2 separate regions of the Homo sapiens genome follow, and region 1 is linked to region 2. Evidence: chromatin loops called from intact Hi-C (ENCODE). Cell type or tissue: endothelial cell of umbilical vein. All regions are shown on one strand. Each heading gives the region's core, and the rest is flanking DNA. Links, peaks and the distances in the headings are about the cores only.

Region 1 (10,089 bases), core at 852-8,851, 120 kb after region 2:
ATCTTTGTTTATAGTAAGCATGGGTTTTCTCATCCATAAAATGTAAATAAAAACATCTACTTCATGTGATAAAATACCTGAAAGCTCTTAGTCAAGTGTCAGGCACAGATTATACATTCAGTAAAAGTGAGTTTCCTCCATTTGCCCTCAACCTACATCCTCACTCAATTCATAAGTGAGTAATAGGGGAATGGTTTATAGGTATGAGATCTGGAGAGTAACAGATTTGCTTTTAAATCTCAACTTTACCAAACTAGCTGTATGAATTTGGCCCACCTAGCTCAAGCTCTTTCAGCCTCAACTTCCTCATTTGTAGAAGTGGGGTAGTAATACTTAACTCACAGTGGTATTGTGAGGAATAGAGTTTAATCCAGTGGCTGGCCAACAGAAAGTTCTCAACATATGGTAGCTGCTACCACCATCACCATTATTAGGGGGGATACAAATATATACAAATAACTATAATATAGAACAAAATATCATTAAAACTCCCTATGAAAAAAATAATTAAATGCTATTGGAATGTAGACATGGGAAGAGGTAACGTCTAGCTAGGGGTTAAGAGAGAGTGAATGGAGGCTTCATAGAGGAAATGCCATTTAAATGGACATTAAAGGAAGTTAGATATTGATAAGAAGGATATTCTAGCAAACAAAAGAGATGCATGGGAGAATGTACACACACACATATATATACACACACACAAATATATGTAATTATATGTATTATATCTAATATCTTATACATCTATGCAGTCTGCCAAAGTATAGGAACAACTGAGTAAGTCAACATCAGAAGCAAGTCTTCATTTTTCAGGTTATTAGGGTACTCTATGCATTAAATGGTAACTCATAATTTAATTAGTATTCTAAGTATAAATGTGAAATGCTGTTGACTTTGGAATAAAATTTGGTACAGTAGGATCTGTGGAAGAATTAGAGCTGGGAGTGTTAAGAAAATAGGGAGTATTAAATATGAATAGTATACAGAAAGCCAACAGATATGGATGCCCACTGAATGACAGGTGAGGAGCCTACCACTCTTGAGAGCCAGGCTTGGTGGCTGCTCACTTACCGCCTTTCTGGGAATCAGCAACATATGATTTTCTTTGTTAAACAGGATAAGTTCTGAAACCTGATCCAGGAAAATCACACCTTTTCTCATTCACTTTACTTATACAGGCTCTGGCAATTATGGTCAGCCTAATTTCCTTCCACCCTCCTTAATTCCTTTTTTTGGTGGGGCAGGGTGGGGCAGAGTCTCACTCTGTCACCCAGGCTAGAGTGCAGTGGCACCATCTCAGCTCTCTGCAACATCTGCCTCCTGGGTTCAAGTGATTCTCGTGTCTCAGCCTCCTGAGTAGCTGGGACTACAGGCATGTACCACCAAGCCTGGCTCATTGTTTTTGTATTTTTGGTAGAGACAGGGTTTCGCCATGTTGGCCAGGCTGGTCTCAAACTGCTGACCTCAAGTGATCCACCCGCCTTGGCCTCCCAAAGTGCTGGGATTGCAGGCATGAACCCCCACATCTGGCCTCTCTCTTTCTTGATAGAAACAAATTTCATTCAGTATGTTTTGTCTTAAGCAAAAAGTTCCACTCATTACCCTCTTCTGTCATACCTATTCTACGATTTAAAATAGCATTTGACTGTATTAAAATACACTAGATTAACTATTACTGTATTTCTCATGTTCTATCTAGTTTTTTTCCCTTTCCACATTTATAGCACATGAACAATTACTTTAAAAGTGATTTGGCCCTACATTGTTGCTTTTCTTCACAGCTTATTATTTATTTACTCAAGAGAACTGAACTACGAATCTGTTATCAGATTCAGTTGCAAGCCCTGTCTATCACAATAAAGTATCCGAAGTTAGGACTATTATTTTTTCTTAGCAAACCCAAGGTTTGAGCATGATGAAATGATTTTTCTCAAACAGAAAATGGTGGGCAGTTCTATATACAAACCAGAAATATATCAGCAGGGAAATTCCAACCACTCAAATCCAGAGGAATCCTAAGCATTTCTAAAGGAAAAAGCTACTATATTTTTCTTTTTCCAAAATTTATTCTGCTCATGGTGATTACCATGTGTGCACAGATTAGCTAAAATGATCACTGTGGGATCAACAGTTCTTTCTTCATTGTCTACCAGTTCTTTTGCTTGCCTCTGGCGTAAGTAAATAAACAGGTGTATTCACCACTAAATAAATCTTACATGTTTACAAATTCCTAAAATACAATGCAATAAAAAATAGCAAGAAGAATCTGTGGTGTTTGTTGGAATCTGAGCTATATCGCTTGCATCCACACAAATAAAGACAGAAAGGATCCCATGGTTGTTCACAAACTGTGGACAATGACCCTGGGATCACAACCCAGAATTAACCCACCACTGAATAGGGTTAGTACCTTCTTCTCTATATTACGTCCCTATAACAATGTCACAATCTTAAAATAAGACTTTCTATCCTTTAATTACTAATTTTCACCTGGATATGCTGTATGCATAGCATTTATTTCCATAACGATGGTCACTTCTTTCTCCAGAGCAAAAAACAAACACAACAACAACAAAAACAAAAAAAACCCAAAAAAACTAGAGGTTAGAATATTTTCCATATTTAGTTCCTCTTGTTATGTAACATGGAATATTTGGAAAGAATTAAGTCAGCTTTGCTGCAGTAACAACCCCAAATCTTCATGTTTATAAGGACAAAATTTTCTCACTACAGTGCAGTTTGGATTCAGGTCAGGGGCAGCTTGGTTTCTGTTACATGACTCTTATTCTGCGACCCTTGCAGAAGCAACAGCCCTGATTTTGGTCATGCCACTTTCACGGCAGAAGGAATAAAGAGGGCTGGTGGAAACCTGTGCTGACTTTCTTTTCTAGTTTTTTTTTTTGTTTTTTTTTTTTTTTCCGAGACAGAGTCTCGCTCTGTTGCCCGGGCTGGAGTGCAGTGGTGCCATCTCAGCTCACTGCAACCTCTGCCTCCTGAGCGATTCTCTTGCCTCAGCCTCCCGAGTAGCTGGGACTACACGTGCGTGCCAACACAACCAGCTAATTTTTCATATTTTTAGTAGGGACAGGGTTTCACTGTGTTAGCCAGAATGGTCTCTATCTCCTGACCTCATGATCTGCCCTCCTCGGCCTCCCAAAGTGCTGGGATTACAGGCATGAGCCACCGCGCCCGGCCCTGTGCTGACTTTCAAAACTTCTGCCCAGATGTGGTCTATATCATATCTGTTCACACGTCACTGGCCAAAGAAAGTCACACATTTAAGCCTAACATCAATGGGGCAAGGATGTGTACTCCTCTCATAGGAGGTGTTGCATATCACACGGAAAAGGAAGGGAGAATGAACAAGCAGAGAAAAATATAATCTATGACATGCAGGAAAACAGTAGTTTATAAGCGAAAAGTCATCTTAAAGACTTTTCCAAAATACTTTTTCTCCCTTTTCTATATCAACCAACATGCCCATACAAAAGGGAGTGTAGAGGAGATATTCCATCCAACTATAACTGCCATGCTAGGTCTATGGCAAGAGAAGGATATAATGTAGGAAAAAGTCCTTCCAGACTTCCAGACTATGCGAGATGGAAGTGCAGCAAAGCAACACTGATTTCCTCAGCCTGGAGATAAATCAGTTTGTTAAATAAGTGAGGATAAAATCAAAGGCCAAGTGCCCACTCCTTCTTCATGTTTGGGAGTCTAGAGAAGATCAACTCTCAGGCAGCCTCCACCACAACATGGTGCACAGAAACAGTGACTCAGCGTTGTAGCAGGTCTGGTAGAGAAGTGTCTGAGGTTCAGGTTTCCTGAGCCCCCATAGTTCCCATAAGGCACAGATACTGAGAGATTATAAGAGGATGAACTGGATGGCAGACACACCAGAGGCTCAGGGGGGTGCAACCAGAAGTCAGGGGGAGGCCCAGGTAGCCAGAGTGCTACTGGGTTCTGAGCAAGCAGCCTACAGCCACATATTTCAGCCCTAAATGACAGCAGAACAAGCAGCACTAAAGTGGATGAGGGACCTTGCCCCTGAGACCAGGAGACACCTATGGCCATCATTTATGACACTACCCCAAGGGACTGTCTGAATTACTGGATCAGTTTAAGCTTTAAACTAGACTGGATATTTAGGTAATTTTTCTCTCCTGGTCTCAGGATAAAGGCTGTAAAGACATTGACAAAGAAGTGACATTTTCTCTGAGGAAGGCTCAAAGAAATAGACTAAACCATTTCTATTTTATTTACCACTACATCCACTGCTTTAACAGTGCCTGACATAAGTAGGTATTCAACAAATATTTGCCAAATGAAGGAATGAATAAGAGGCCATAGTGAGAGGAAACTGATCAACTAGCAAAGCTATGATAGAAATACCAGGCAGGCTGAATTGAAAAAACAATGCCAGTTCCATTTTGGCACCAAGCCAAAAAAGTCCCCACTTCACTCCTAAAACAAGTTTGTAACCTTTATGGAATGGCTCCTGCCACCATATTTAACTTACATTTGGTTCACTGTTTAAAGCCCTTCGGATAACACTGCTGCATCCTTTTGCTTCAAGGAAAAAAAAAAACCAGAACCACAAATAGCTGTGCAGGATTTCGACCTTGCAGTCACAATAAGAAAGCAGCAATAGGAACCAGAATGGGTGATGTCTGAACCAATAAACTAACTCTGGTGTTTAGCAGCAACTTTATTTTACCTGCCCCAGGATAATTTCAGTGTTAAAGCTATTAAACCTATAGGTATTCTAGTGGCTAGGATTAGTAAACAGAACATAACAGGGAACAGTACAGAGAAAATATGGTAACTAAAATACAAGCTTATACAGGATTGAGGTGGAGACACAGGCTGACATATGCTGACATGGTAACTAAAACACAAGGCTATATAGGATTGAGGTGCAGACATATTCAATCACTGTACTTTCCACAGTAAATTTGTTTCTCAACACTCTAGCAATAACATTAAAATTACCTATCAGGCTTTAAAACAGAACAGATGCTTAGAGATTCCGATTCAGTAGGTCTGGGGTGGAGCATACGCAATGCTAATTTTTAGTAACGTCTCAGGTGATTCTGATGCATGGCCACAGCATTCTGCAAGTGAGAACACCTGAAGAACATCATCAGTAAACACTGAAAGAACTTATGAATGAAAAGCCTCTTTGAATTATATATTTTTTGAGTATGGACTATGTTTTATTCATTTTTGTACTCTAGCCTCCAATGTTTCTGGTAATTAAAGAATAAGTGAACAAACAAATCACAAATTCTCTGCCTTGGTAGCCTGATGCTCTCAAAGAGACTGGAACATGGGAAACAAAAAAGTTGACAGCTGATGTTGTAAATCTGTACTTCCTGGAACAGAATTCCTGGCATAACTTTAGGCAGACTAAATGGGAATGAACATGTGTGATCATTACAACACTGATTTTTTTTTTTTACAAAATTAATTTTTGTTGAACTGGGGTGAGGGGTGAGGGAAGGAGGGGAAATTGGTGCTCTAATAAGATTTACGTATCCAAATCCCATACCCAGAGTCAGATTATGAAGAGCAGAATCACAAAGCCACTCCATTTATAAATCCTGATTCTGCCCTCTACTGTTTGTTTATTTTTGTATTTACTTCTCCTTGAGCAACAGTATAATGTACAACTGAAAATACTTAGTGTTACTGACAAGATTTATAATTCAGCACTACTTTATGTGTTAATGACTTCAAAGCCCTGGATGAATAAAGCGAACAGGGATTGACTCAGTGAAACTTCTAGCTTCCTGTAAACTTCATTCATTCTCAAGCTTAATGGAAACAAAACCCTATGCTAGGAAAAAGCAAGTATGTTTCCCTTTCTGAGTCTCCCTAGTTAAACACTATAATCAATGGCAACTCCACCTTGTAGCAAAGCTCAGTGATACCATGGATCCCATTACAATCCCCAAAAAGGAGAAGGTGAAGGAGGAGGAAGATGGAAGTTTGGCATGGTTTGACTCTGTCTCCACAAAATCTGCAGTCTTTCTGTCACCCTCACACTTGAAGTTACGTGGAAAGGAAGAAGAGGGAAGTGCTGGATGAGAGAAACTTAAGAGTGCAAAGTCTGAAAAAGATAGGAGAGAGAATAATGGTCTGAACTAAATAGGCAGAAGAAATCTATTCTCTATTAAAACAACAAGAATTTGCCGAAGCAGGTTTTCCAAAAGAGACCAGAAAAAGAAAAAAAAAAAGAAGCCCTAAAGTGATGCAGGAGGAGTGTCAGTCAGTCTGACTGGGTCTCCTAGTCAAAAGCTCTGGCCAAGTGACTAGATACTCACATGCTCTACAACCCTAGTGAGGAGTGCTTTGGGCTCCCACCTGCCTGGATGGATGGGTGCTGCACACTCAGCTACCTGCTTGGGTGATAAAAATAATTAGAATAGTGGTGTAGATGAAGGTTGAAGTCCTTGAAAAGTGCAAGAATATAAAGTTCTGCCCAGGGCCCCTCTTCCACAGGGGAGAAAAAAAAGCCACACACAACTGGATATTACAGTTATCCCATCATTTCTCTATGAAAATATAAAAACAAAATTAATGTTTGTCTTAGTCCATTTGGGCTTCTGTAACAAAATACCATAACCTGGGTGGCTTATAAACAACAGAAATTTATTTCTCATAGTTCTGGAGGCTGAGAATCTAAGATTAAGGTGCCAGCCATTCATGGTGTCTGGTAAGGGCCCTCTTCTTGGTTCATAGATGGTGCCTTCTTAATATGTCCTTACATGGTGGAAGGGGAGAAATCTGGTATCTTCAACCCCTTATAAGGTCATTAATCCCAATCATGAGTACTCTATCCTCATGACCTAACCACCTCCCGAAGGCCCCATCTTCTAATACCATCACACTGGGGATTAGGTTTCAACATATGAATTTTGCAGGGTACAAACATGTTCAGTCCATGGCAATGTTAACCCCTTTTGGTCCTATTTCACGTAGTCCAGTATTTGGTGGCTATTTTCATGATATTCCCCAATCATCTTATCCTTACATCTGCCTTAACTTTAAGATTACTTGAACGTTAGAGAAACTAAAAATGGGGACATCTTTCATTTTTATCAAATGATTATTCTGCTCCAACTCTATAGATTATAGATGCAAATCTTTATGGATCAGGTCCCTTGAGAGCTATTTTAAAATTCAAGCAGGGTAGAAAATAATTCCTGCAAGTCTACAGTACCCAAAACAGCATAGTACTGGTACTAAAACAGGCACATAGACCAATGGAACAGAATAGAGAGCCCAGGAATAAGGCTGCACATCTATGACCATCTGATCTTCAACAAAGCTGACAAAAACAAGCAACGGGGAAAAAGACTCCCTATTCAATAAATGGTGGTGGGAAAACTGTCTATCCATATGCAGAAGATAGAAACTGGACCCCTTCCTTACATTATATACAAAAATCAACTCAAGATGGATAAAGACTTAACTGTAAAACCCAAAACTATGAAAACCCTGGAAGACAACCTAGGCAATACCATCCTGGACATAGGAACAAGCAAAGATTTCATGACAAAGATGCCAAAAGCAATTGCTATGAAAGCAAAAATTGACAAGTGGGATCTAATTAAACTGAAGAGCTTCTGCAGACACAGCAAAAGAAACTGTCCACAGAGTAAACAGACAACCTACAGAATGGAGAAAATATTTTCAAACTATGCATCTGACAAAGGTGTAATATCCAGCATCCATAAGGAACTTAAATTTACAAGAAAAAACAAACAACCCCATTAAAAAGTGGGCAAAGGACACAAACAGACACTTCTCAAAAGAAGACATACATGCAGCCAACAAGCATATGGAAAAAAAGCTCAATATCACTCATCATTAGAGAAATGCAAATCAGAACCACAAGGAGATACCATCTCACACCAGTCAGAAAGGCTATTATTAAAAAGTCAAAATATAACAGATACTTGTGAGGTTGTGGAGAAAAGGGAACACTTATACACTGTTGGTGGGAGTGTAAATTAGTTCAACCATTGTGGAAAGCAGTATGGCAATTCCTCGCTACAAAGAGCTCAACAGCAGAGCTACCATTGGACCCAGCAATCCCATTACTGGGTATATACCCAGAGGAAGATAAATCATTTTGCCATAAAGACACATGCATGTGGATGTTTACTGCAGCATTATTCACAACAGCAGAGACAAGGAATCAACCTAAATGCCCATCAATGACAGATTGCATAAAGAAAATATGGTACATATACACCATGGAATACTATGCAGCCATAAAAAAGAACAAGGTCATGTCTTTTGCAGGAACATGGATGGAGCTGGAGGCTATTATTCTTAGAAAAATAACACAGTTACAGAAAACCAAATACCACATGTTCTTACTTATAAGTGGTAGCTAAATGATAAAATATAATTTTGCTAATTATAGCTAAATTATAAGAACCTATAAACACAAGAAGGAAATAACAGACACTGGGTCTACTTGAAGGGGGAGGATGCGAGGAGAGAAAGGAGCAGAAAAGATAACTATTGGATACTGGGCTTAATATCTGGGTGATGAAATAATATCTACAACAAACCCCTGTAACACATGTTTACATATGTAAAAAACCTTCACATGTGCCTCCAAACCTAAAAGTTAAAAAAAAAATAAAGTTTTTCAAACTGATAAGAGGCAAATTCTCTTTTAAGAGGCATTTCAATAAATATCCCAAATAATAGTTTTTGTTCAAGTCTCTTTTTTGATATAGCATAAATGAACTTAATATTTTCATATATAATTTTCATTGTGTATATTCACTTGAAGCTTTCATTTATTCCATTGTTTACACTTGCTTTGTAAGATTTTTGTACAGAGAATTACACCAGTAAACAATTCTAATATTTCGAAAATGGTTTTAGTTCTGAGCTAATTTCAAAAACGGGAAGAGAAAAGGCAGTAGAATATAATGATTAAAATCATGGGCATAAACATCAAACTCCTTGAGTTCAAATTCTGATTCTGAAACTTAGTAACTGGGTGAGTTGGGGTAAGTTGTTTGAACTCTCTTAGGCTAGCTTCCTCTACAACATGAGTGAAAACGGTTTGTCCCTAAGATTCGTAAGAATTAAATAAGATCATTTATGTTTGAGGCTTGGCATACTGTCTGGTATTTATTAAGTGTTCAATAAAAGGTGATTAGGATTCGCTCTTATTTATTTGATCTAGAGTATAAATTTTCCCATGAAGCATTTATACAGGAAAACACAATAGGCCACAGACAAGGCATCTCTGATATTGGTCATCAGAAAGACTCCAGGAGTCTGCCCAGTCACATGGGGTTCTGGAATTTAGCCAGGCTGCTGAGTGGAAACTGTTACTCTTGTTTCCTTGGCAATAGTCTGGGCATGAGAAAGATCTCAATTTTTGATAATCAAAAGTCAATGAAAAATATGCTCCTTAGGCAGGTGTCTAATTGAATGTTGTCTACTTGAAAAGTACAGTGATACAATTCACCATAACAGGGTCTTAAAAGTTTACTAATCACACAGGAATGATTACTGTTCATTCAACCTCCTTTTTCAGCAATTTATTTTTTCAGGTTTTCTAGTTAGAATTATTTGACTACCTACTTATATGGTCTGTTACCCTGACCAAGTAATACCCATGTGTTGTCTTTAAAGGTTCACTTGGTCTACACTTGGGTTCACGGACTTCTAAATGCTGGGAAACAAAGTTACATTCCTCTCACTTGCCACCTGCATTAGTTTCTGCTTCTGCATCAGTAAATTTTGCAATAAAAGATTATTGTGAAATAAGCACATATTCCCTTTCATACTCCTTTGGGAGTTAATGGGGTTATGTGCCCATCTATCTTAGGAAAATATTTCCCCCTTACTTAGCACTGTCTGGAGCAGGAAGACGTAAGGCTTGTCTAAGTCTGTGCCCCAACCTCCAAGTTGCATCCTCAGCAACTTCAGCTAATTTTAGATTTAGCTCTTTTTCCAGGCTTTGGGCAGTCTGAAACTTGGGAGCTGAGGGGGGAAGAGAAGAGTTAAGAAGCCCTAGTCAAACACCGATGAGTTCTACATGAGGCTCAT
Region 2 (10,089 bases), core at 1,065-9,064:
GATCCAGTAGTAATGGCAGTTTCAGGCCTAGGGACTAAGAGGAATCTAGGAAGCGGCACTTAAGTGTCTCTGCATCTCAGGAGAAGGGGACGTGTGTGAAGAGTGCATATCTCTCCCACTGTTTTGCAAAAAAACCCAGTCTGGGCCTCAGCTGGGTAAGCCTCAACTCTTACTTATTAGCCTGTTAGGAAATGTGCTTGTTACTTGGAAACACTTTCAACTTTGAGCACACTGAACTAAAAGGTCTCTGAAATAGATACTAGAATTCTAAGATGCTTCATATCTTGGAGATTTGCCTGAGAGGATGGGGAAAAAATCAAGTCTGATTACACTCCAGAGTCTCAGGGACTTTATCAACCAGGGGCCCAGGACAAATCCCTAAAACAGAGTCAGAATGACTTTAAGGGGCTGGTAGTAAGATCTCAGGCGCAGTTTAGGGTTGAGTGTTCAGTGTTTTCTGGCTCTAGGAAATCCAAGCAAAATCCTCTAACTTGGCTGGGTGTGGTGGCTCACACCTGTAATACCAGCACTTCGGGAGGCTGAGGCAGGTGGATCACCTGAGGTCAGGGGTTCGAGACCAGCCTGGCCAACACGGTGAAACTCCATCTCTACTAAAAATACAAAAAAAAAATTAGCTGGGCATGGTGGTGGGCGCCCGCAGTCCCAGCTACTCAGGAGGCTGAGACAGAAGAATAGCTTGAACCTGGGGGGCAGAGGTTGCAGTGAGCCGAGATTGCACCACTGCACTCCAGACTAGGCCACAAAGCAAGACTCCATCTCAAAAAAAACAAAACAAAACAAACAAAAAAAACTCTCTAACTTGAACTCTGCTTCAAGTTAGATACTGTTTGTTTGTTTGTTTATGTATTTATTTATTTGGAGATGGAGTCTTGGTCTGTTGCCCAGGCTGGAGTGCAGTGGTGCAATCTCGGCTCACTGCAACCGCCACCTCCTGGGTTCAAGCAATTCTTGCACCTTGGCCTCCCGAGTAGCTGGGACTACAGGTGTGTGCCACCACACTGGCTAACTTTCGTATTTTTAGTAGAGACGGGGTTTCACCATGTTGGCCAGTCTGGTCTCGAACTCCTAACCTCAGGTGATCTGCCCACCTCGGCCTCCCAAAGTGCTAGGACTACAAGCGTGAGCCACAGCACCTGGCCTAGATAATGTTTAGATTCAAGAAGGAGTCATCAGTGCTAACTGAAAATAATGTAATCAGTACTTGGCATGAAAAGCAAACTTATCCTGTCAAAAGTCATTACCTTGAAGGATGTAAGCTGCTAACAAGGCAGCATCCGATGTTTTACAGAGGAGTCGGCCATGGTAGAGATCCCTTTTGATCTGCAGGAAGACTAAATACCTGGAGAGAAAACAGAGAATAAACTATAAAGGATTTCTTTGATTGCTTTAAAGATAGAAATATGTATTGTAAGCCTATCAAAATCTTTGTCAGGATACTTTTACTACATTAAAAAAAAATCCTAAAACATAATGTAGAACAAATACATTCTCCATTTCCCTGGAAACTCTTTCAGGTACTTTGCCCTGAACTGACTTGAGGTTCAGTTAAAAATATGCCAGTTTCCTCCTGTAGCTCAAGTCAGAAATGGCTGTTTCCTGGTAAAAGCATCACCCCACAGTGCTGAGCTTTGGAAGGAGCCAGCCCCAGTCGATCTGGTGCCGAAAAAGAAAACTATGCCATCAGAGACTGGCAAACTGGGCCTCTCTCCGCCTTGGATGCCAGCTGATGTTCCTTCTTAAGTAGAATGGTGGGTGAAGGAACTAGCCCAGGAAGAGTTCAGCCTCAACTTACCAAGAGAATCTGTCCATATGTGGAAACAGCCTGCAGTTACCGAGGTCAACCAGACCTTTGAAATGGAATAAAGTGTAAGAAGAGTGAGCCGAGATTGTGCTACTGCACTCTAGCCTGGGCAATCGGAGAGACCTTGTCTCAAAAAAAAAAAAAAAAAAAAAAAAAAAATTGCAACAAGAGGCACTGGTGAAAGAAGCACACAAATGAAGCAGAAACCTGGGGCCAGCACCTCTTTAAATACAGAAAGCTGTTGCCTCAGGTGGAAGCAGGATATCAAAAACAAGAGCAAATAGTAGCTGACATGTATTGAGCACTTACGATCTGCCAGTCCAGGTGTTACACACTTTACATGCAATAACTTATTTAATTCTCACATGACACTTTGAGATAGGTACTGTTATTATCCCCATTATTACAGATAGAGAAGCTGAGGCTTTAGTGATTTTCTCATGGACGTACAACTAAGTGAAAGAGCCAGGATTCAACTTCAGCACTGTGAGACCCCTAAACTTGGCTCTTCATCACTATGATATTCTGCCCTCCTTGCACTATAAATGCTTTGCAGTTTCACTAGTTGGATGGACCCTGTCACAGTGGAATGGAATTGATGACTTTCCATTTTGAAATGTCTTCACAAGGAGTGTGGTCTTTATTGCTCTTCTTAGAAGACCTGTAAGATTATGAGGAGCATCAGTCCCTTGAGTGGGTCACCTACCATGGTGGCTCCTTGGCCAGGGAGCATCTCTGGTGATTTAAAAATATTTCCACAGATTCTTTGATAATCCTAATTTCATGAGGTAGAGCTTAATTCCTTCTCTGAGTATGGCTTAGACTTGGTGACTCACTTCTATCAATAGAATAAAGCATGAGTGAGTGTCTGACTTCTGAGATCATAAAGTCATTGCAGCTTCCTCCTTGTTCTCTTGCCCTTGGATCACTCATTCTTCTTGAGGTTGCTTCAGCAGTCCTATAGAAAGGTCCATGTGGTGAGGAACTGGGGCCTTTGCCAACAGCCAGCAAGGAACTGAGGCTTTCGGCCAACAGCCATTTGAATGACCCATCATGGAAATGAAGTCCCCACCTCCAGTCAAGCCTGTGGATCACTGCAGCCCCAGCCAACCTCCTGACTGCAACCTCGTGATTGACCCTGAGCCAGAACCACCCAGCTAAGCTGCTCTTGAATTCCTGACCCATAGACACTCTGAGACAATTAAACGCTTGTTATTTTAACTTTTATGGTCCAGCATCCCTAGGGGAGTAATGAAAATGTAGTAAAATTCCTTTAAATTCGAACAGTCTGAACCAAAAAGAAATTGACCCCTCCCTGGACAGTTGGAGGTTTCCATTGTTTCTGTTTTCGGGCTGAAGAATGAAACAGAGGATTCCTTGTCCACTTGATCATGTAAAAATGCTCAACAGGAAGAGGGCTGTTGACAGTGCAACTTCTAGGAGGTGGTAGGAAGGGGTCCTAGCAGGTAACTCTGAGAGGCTTGGGCTTGAAGATTCAAGCAATTAACAAACAGAAATGAGGGAGCAACCAAGCCATCTTCTCTCCTCAGCGCTTGCTACTCAAAGTGTAGCCCACATATCAGGGGTATCAGCATCACTTGAGAGCTTATTGGAGATAAAGAATATAGGCCCATCCTACACTTCCACCTACACCTTTTAACAAGATCCCCAGGTGATTTGTGTATAGATTAAAATTTAAGAAGCTGTCCTAAGAAAATTCAAAAGCCATCTTCTAACCACAGCAGGATGGACTGCCTTCCTCAGACCAAAGGGAAGGTGAGTCTTAGCCTGGAAGTTAATAAGAACCCATCCCCTCACTCCCACCAACCCTACTCTGCCCAAATGTTTGCCAAGAAAAACGAAAGGAAAAAAGACATCATGTAGAGTGAATAATTAAGATGGATCTACCAAATCAAGCTCGTCTTCACTCTGCTTCCCACAGCGAAATGCCACACGGTGTGTGGGAGAGAGTGAGTGAGCACTTCTCTGCCTCTCACTGTTCCAACTCCCACCTTCCACAGGCTTCAGCAGGATGTGGATGCAAACCTTTTGCCCCTTACTCACTGATCACTCCCTGGGCCTGGATTCACGCATCACGTCTTCCATGTTTCTCTGCTTGTCTGTGTCCAAAATTCAGGGACTGTACATATTGGACTAAAGGAGATATTACAAAGGGATAACATGGCTCTGGGCAGTGATTCTCAATGTGGCAGAGAGGGGAACATCTTCCAGGGGGAGCCCGTCAGAATCTGTATGTGTTGGGGGTGCTCCTGTGGTTTGAAATGGCCCCTTTGGGCCGGGCGCGGTGGCTCACGCCTGTAATCCCAGCACTTTGGGAGGTCGAGGTGGGTGGATCACCTGAGGTCAAGAGTTCGAGACCACCATGGCCAACATGGTGAAACCCCATCTCTACTAAAAATACAAAAAAAAAAAAAAAAAATTAGCCAGGCATGGTGGTGTCGGCGTGTAATCCCAATTACTTGGGAGAGGCTGAGGCAGGAGAATTGCTTGAACCCAGGAGGCAGAGGTGGCAGTGCGCCAAGATCGTGCCACTGCACTTCAGCCTGGCTGACGAGAGCAAAACTCCATCTCAAAAAAAAAAAAAAAAGAAAAGAAAAGGCCCCTTTAAAGTTTCTGATTTGCTCCCCTTCTCCTCCCACCCAAGGGAACATGATCCTGCTCACACTGAGAACCACTGTCTTTCCAAGGCATCATTATTGATGGCAGGTAATGGCCTCAGGTGAACTGGAATAGAAACAAGGCTTTCCACTGCTGGGCAGGGTTCCTTTTGATTTCTGGTGATAAAACAGCTGCAGGGAGGTTAAAGGCAAGGCCACAGGGCATTCTCAGGCAATGTCATAAAACTAGATGGGAAGAGGGAAAAGGATACACCAGTATCCTAAAGAAACAAACCATAGTTGAGGGCAAGAGGAGATGAGCTCATGAAAGAATCAACTGACAGCTTCAAGAGAGAGAATGAGCTGCACCAGGGCTCCCCCTCCCTTTCTGCCACAGTGGCTTCCATCGAGCTTTGTGTTTGGTTCATTTAAGAAGATAACCAGTGACTCAATGTTGTTGGTGGAAATATATTCCACATGACTCATAGCATCCTTAGACCTATTCACAAGAGACCCTGGCATGTTCTCCCCTGCCACACAAGGGCCTAAGGAAGACTATCTTGTTGCCTGAGGCACTATCTCCAGGGCCACTGTGTGTTGCCAGGCAAGGGATCAGCCTGCTGGGGCTGCCTAGTGCAGCCCTCCTGAATCTCTGAACCTCAGAACATTTCATAGCCAAGGAAATAGAAGTCCAGAGATGGAGAGTGACTTATCTGAGGTAACACAGCAATCAGAATCCAGGCCTTCTGACTCGGCCCATGGTAATTCACTTAGTTATCAGGTTAGTCCTAATCCAAGTCAGGAGGACCCTTTGTTATCAGAGAGATATTCTCACTGAGACTAAAGGAGAAATGAGCTCTAGACCGGATTTAGGAGAACACGCTTGCTTCTGAGGAAACTGGTTTTTTGTTTTTTAAACTCTGCTGATCTCTTTCTGGCCTCAGAGGGGCTTTACCTCACCTCCATTTTTGTTTGAATGCTAGTGTTGTCCTAAATTGATTGGAGTGTGAATCAGGACAGAATTAGCAAGAGCCTGCAAGATGCCAGGGAAAACCTGAGCTTTTGTGTAACACGAACATCTCTCCAGGGTATTGGCTTTGGCATAATGCTTTCTGATATCAGAGGGTAGAAATGAGTCCACAGGCATTTCCAGAGTTTAAGGCTGTGAACTCTGGAAAGCACTGGAGGCTCCTGGAGAGTTTTTTCCAGAAGATCCTTTGGCCTTACCTTCCCTTCAAATAGATTCTTTGCCACTGGCTTCCCCTATTTACTATTTCCTTTTTCCTGACTATAATTATGTTTAGTACGTCTTCCTCCCCAATATTAGACTGTAAGCTCCTTGAAGTCAGAGACTATGTTTTATTTACTTTTAATATTCTTCTACAGAGCCTAAACATCCTGTGCCTAGCTTATCCATCTATCCATCATCCATCCATCATCCATCCATCCAGTTCTGACACTTACTATATGTGCCAGGCACTGTCACAGGTGCTGGGAATGCAGTAGGGAACAACCTGGAGTCCTGTTAATGGAGCTTACATTCCAATGGGGGAGATGGCAAAATAATAACAAAACAAAATAACAATAAAGACTCACATTTACTGAGTGCATGCTGTGTGCCCTGTTTCATTCAGTCCTCCCAGCAACTCTATGAGGTGACTACCTTTTTTTTTTTTTTTTTTTTTGAGATGGAGTCTTGCTCTGTTGCCAGGCTGGAATGCAGTAGTGCAATCTCGGCTCACCACAACCTCCACCTCCCGGGTTCAAGTGATTCTCCTGCCTCAGCTTCCTGAGTAGCAGGGATTACAGGCACGTGCCACCACGCCTGGCCAATTTTTTGTAGTTTTAGTAGAGACAGGGTTTCACCATTTTGGCCAGGCTGGTCTCAAACTCCTGATCTCAGGTGATCCGCCCACCTCAGCCTCCCAAAGTGCTGGGATTACAGGCGTGAGCCACTGCGCCCAGCCTGTGACTACCATTTTAATCCTTGTTTAATGGATGAAGAGACTGAGTGCTTAGAGATACTGTTCTTGCCTTGTCACAGAGCTAGTTAAAGAACAACCTGGGATTTGAAGCCAGCTCTCTGATTTCTTAGCCCAGGGGTTGGCAAACTACAGCCCACTGCCATAGTTTCCAATGGAATAAAATTTTACTGGAACACAGCCTTGCTCATTCATTTATGTATCGTCTATGGCTGCTTTCACACTACAATGACAGAATTGAGTAGTTGCGACAGAGACCATATGGCCCGACAAGCCAAAAATACTTACTATTTGGCCCTTTACAGAAAAAGTTTGCCAATCCATCTTAGCCTAAGCTAGGCTCAAGCGATGTTCACTGAAGGCACAGTGGCCTGGTGACTCCGTTCGTTCATGTATGTCTTGATTCATCCTGTTAACGTTTTTTGGAGCACCTGTTGTGTGTCAGACATTTTGCTTCCTTGGACGGCGGGGCCCCATTTGCAGTCAGTTTCCTTCTCCTACTTGATCTTTCCAAAGAGTTCATACACCTGCAATCCCTGTTAAAAGCCAAATCTGGTACCTGAATTTCCCATTTTCTTTGCCTTGTCTCTAGCCTAGACAAGAAAATCTGTTTATTACTTTAAAAATGACAAAAGAAATTAATCAGGATTTGGCAACTAAATTTATCATCTGGGAAGAAGCCAAGAGATAAACTGAAGCAAGTTCTGTACTCCCTACTTCACCCCCTTCTCTCAGCCTGGCTTTATGGGAATGGCTGAGACAGCAGTGAAATTTAGGACCAATATTGCCTGGAAAAAACACACTGACAGCTAAATTAGTTTGGCAGCAAGGTGGGATGGAGGGCTCTAAGCCAGGGATGAATTACGGATGTTGAGTGAGGCTGGGCCCGGTATCTCCTCTCTTAAGATCAGTAGGGATGTGAATGAGGAGAAAAATGCAGCTAATTCCACAGGCTCACAGAATGCCCCAGGGAGGGGGAGGCACAAAGACTGCAAAGCAGGCCCAGGCACCGGTGGTTCACACTCCTGACAATGCTGGAAAACTGCATACTAGGTAAAGAACGCTGGTGAGGTTGAGAGAGAGGGGAAAATTGCCCAAGATGGTTAGCACAAATGCATGCAGACCGAGAGGAGCTCCTTCTCTTGCCAGTGTCCTTGAAGTCTGCTGACTTGGTGAGAGGCCTGGCCATGGTCCTAATGCTGTGCTTACCAGGACTTGGATGACTACCTGGGATAGCTTTCTCTCTCAGGAAACAGAAGTTAGCTGCTTAAGTTTTAGGATTCTAGCTGGTGGGGAAAGGGGACAGAGGAGGAGTGGAGATTATTAGAAAAGAAGTACCTTTCACATAAACAAGGAAGAAAAGCCAGTACTAACTGTACTTGTGCATGATGCAGAGCCCCTGGGGCCTACGGACTGTGTAATGAATCTGGCAACGAAATATTGAGACTTTGCTCAGTGCAAGGCTCACTGTGGGTGTATTAAGAAGTGTAAGAGGCCGGGATAGTGGTTAATCTTCCCGACAATTCTATGAGGTAGATATCACTATCCCCATTTTATAAATGAGTAATCTAAGGTTAGAGAGGTTAAGTATCTTATTTCCAAGTTAAGTATCTTATTTGGCTGTATACAGCCAACAAGTAACATAAGTAAGATCTGAGCTCCCAGGTCTATGCTGCTTCTTGGGTAGGAAGGTCTGTCCATTCATGTAAGATAGTGACACTGGATTTACAAAATTGTATTTTTTTTTTTTTTTTGAGACAGAGTTTCACCCTTGTTGCCCAGGCTGGAGTGCAATGGCGTGATCTTGGCTCACTGCAACCTCTGCCTCCTGGGTTCAAGCGATTCTCCTGTCTCAGCCTCCCGAGAAGCAGGGATTAAAGGTGTGCACCACCACACCCGGCTAATATTTTGTCTTTTTAGTAGAGACGGGGTTTCACCATGTTGGTCAGGCTGGTCTCAAACTCCTGACCTCAGATGATCCACCCACCTCACCCTCCCAAAGTGCTGGGATGACAGGCGTGAGCCACCACGCCTGGCGGAAAATTGTATTATTAAGAGCTCTTCCTAAGGGCCAAGATAACCATACATTTCCAGTCCTTTAATCAAATTGGAAAGCCATGTGTCTGTGGTGCTCTCACTGGCTGCTCCCTCTCATCCCCACTGTTGGTCCAGTGAGGTGGACAACAAAGACGTGTTAGGTTTGCTCCGATATGTAGACAGGAGTACCAACTTTGGGGTCTGCCCTGGCACCAGTACCTCTTTTAGCAGAGACAGACAGAAGTTCAGAGCTAAGGCAAACACTCTGGAGATCATGAGTGGGGCAGGCTAGTGGTATTTTAACAAAACTCTTGAAAAAAATTTTTTTTTGAGACAGAGTCTCACTGTGTCACTCAGGCTGGAGTGTAATGCCGCAATCTTGGCTTACTGCAACCTCCACCTCACGGGTTCAAGTGATTCTCCTGCCTCAGCCTCCCGAGTAGCTGGGATTACAGGCGTGATGGCCCGGCTAATTTTTGTATTTTTAGTAGAGATGGGGCTTCACCAAGTTGGCGAGACTGGTCTCGAACTCCTGACTTCAGGTGATCCGCCCGCCTCAGCCTCCCAAAGTTCTGGGATTACAGGCGTGAGCCACCACACCTGGCCTGAAATTTTAAACATAGTGGTTCTACCCTTACTCACCTACCTAAAGCCTTAGGGTGTCTATGATTTGGATGGATTTGGTTTTCTGAAGCAAAGCAAGAGCCACCTCCACTTCCACATAGATGAGCAGAGCCTGGGGCTTCTATGCCTAGTAAGAGACATGAGATTTGGTTCTAGCTACACTCTTCACTGTCTTCAGTGCTTCAAAGTAGGTGGGTACACGCTGCCCTATGCATCTGCAGGAAACAAGCCTTCCTGAAGAGGATCTCCCTCAACTCCCATGTGAAGGGCCCATGCCGAAGAAGCCACTTTTCTCCCCTGTCCCACTTCCTTGTTGCCTTTGTACTGATAATGCCTGCTTCTTGGCCCCCTCCTCTCCCCATTTCCTGATTTCCTCTCTTAGAGAAATTTTTGCTCCTTTCACCTGGCATGCTCTTTAGATCAGGAAATGAAAATAATTCTGGCCGGGCACGGTGGCTCATGCCTGTAATCCCAGCACTTTGGGAGGCTGAGGCAGGCGGGTCACGAGCTCAGGAGTTCGAGACCAGCCTGGTTAACATGGTGAAACCCCGTCTCTACTAAAAATACAAAAATTAGCCAGCCGTGGTGGCAGGCGCCCGTAATCCCAGTTAGTCAGGAGGCTGAGGCAGGAGAATCGCTTGAAACCAGAAGGTGGAGGTTGCAGTGAGCTGAGATCGCGCCACTGCACTCCAGCCTGGGCAACAAGAGCGAAACTCTGTCTCAAAAAAGAAAAGAATTCCATATTCTTTCCTCCTTCTTCCCTCCTCCTTTTCTGTCTTTGGAATTTTCCCAAGCAGTTAAGGATCTAGGAGTGGATCTCAAAGCCTTACAGGATAACCCGTCTATATGGCTGGCAATATCCTCATTCCCACCTTTGCTGTCTCCACGGTCTTAGGGAAGGGGTTAGAGCTGACAGTCCTATCTCTTCCTCAGCTCTAGGATTCCCTGGCATCACATCCTTACCTATGGTCCTGCCTTCTACAAAGTAACATCAAGGTTTTGCTTA

Evidence for each region. Hi-C counts contacts between places; a loop is a spot of excess contacts. Peaks named below come from ENCODE experiments on the same cell type or tissue, not always from the same donor. Only the 100,000 strongest peaks of a DNase experiment are listed, where the experiment ranks them.
Region 1: a loop joins it to region 2, with 7 times the contacts of the local background. A loop is called at or near these places in 13 of 110 quality-filtered maps.

Annotation. Positions count from the first base shown.
Region 1 is chr15:44,024,746-44,034,834 of GRCh38, forward strand. All of the region lies in intron 1 of FRMD5 (FERM domain containing 5), which reads right to left. Among named protein-coding and RNA genes, the nearest start is that of FRMD5, 170 kb to the right of the region's middle. In endothelial cell of umbilical vein, for the core only: no CTCF peak of the experiment used is centred there; DNase peaks (open chromatin) are centred at 3,866, 4,426, 5,566 and 5,646; H3K27ac peaks cover 2,715 bases.
Region 2 is chr15:43,908,620-43,918,708 of GRCh38, forward strand. FRMD5 (FERM domain containing 5) reads right to left here. Exons shown (of 14, transcript NM_032892.5): 5 at 1,263-1,360. Among named protein-coding and RNA genes, the nearest start is that of WDR76, 87 kb to the left of the region's middle. In endothelial cell of umbilical vein, for the core only: no CTCF peak of the experiment used is centred there; DNase peaks (open chromatin) are centred at 2,812 and 4,802; H3K27ac peaks cover 3,404 bases.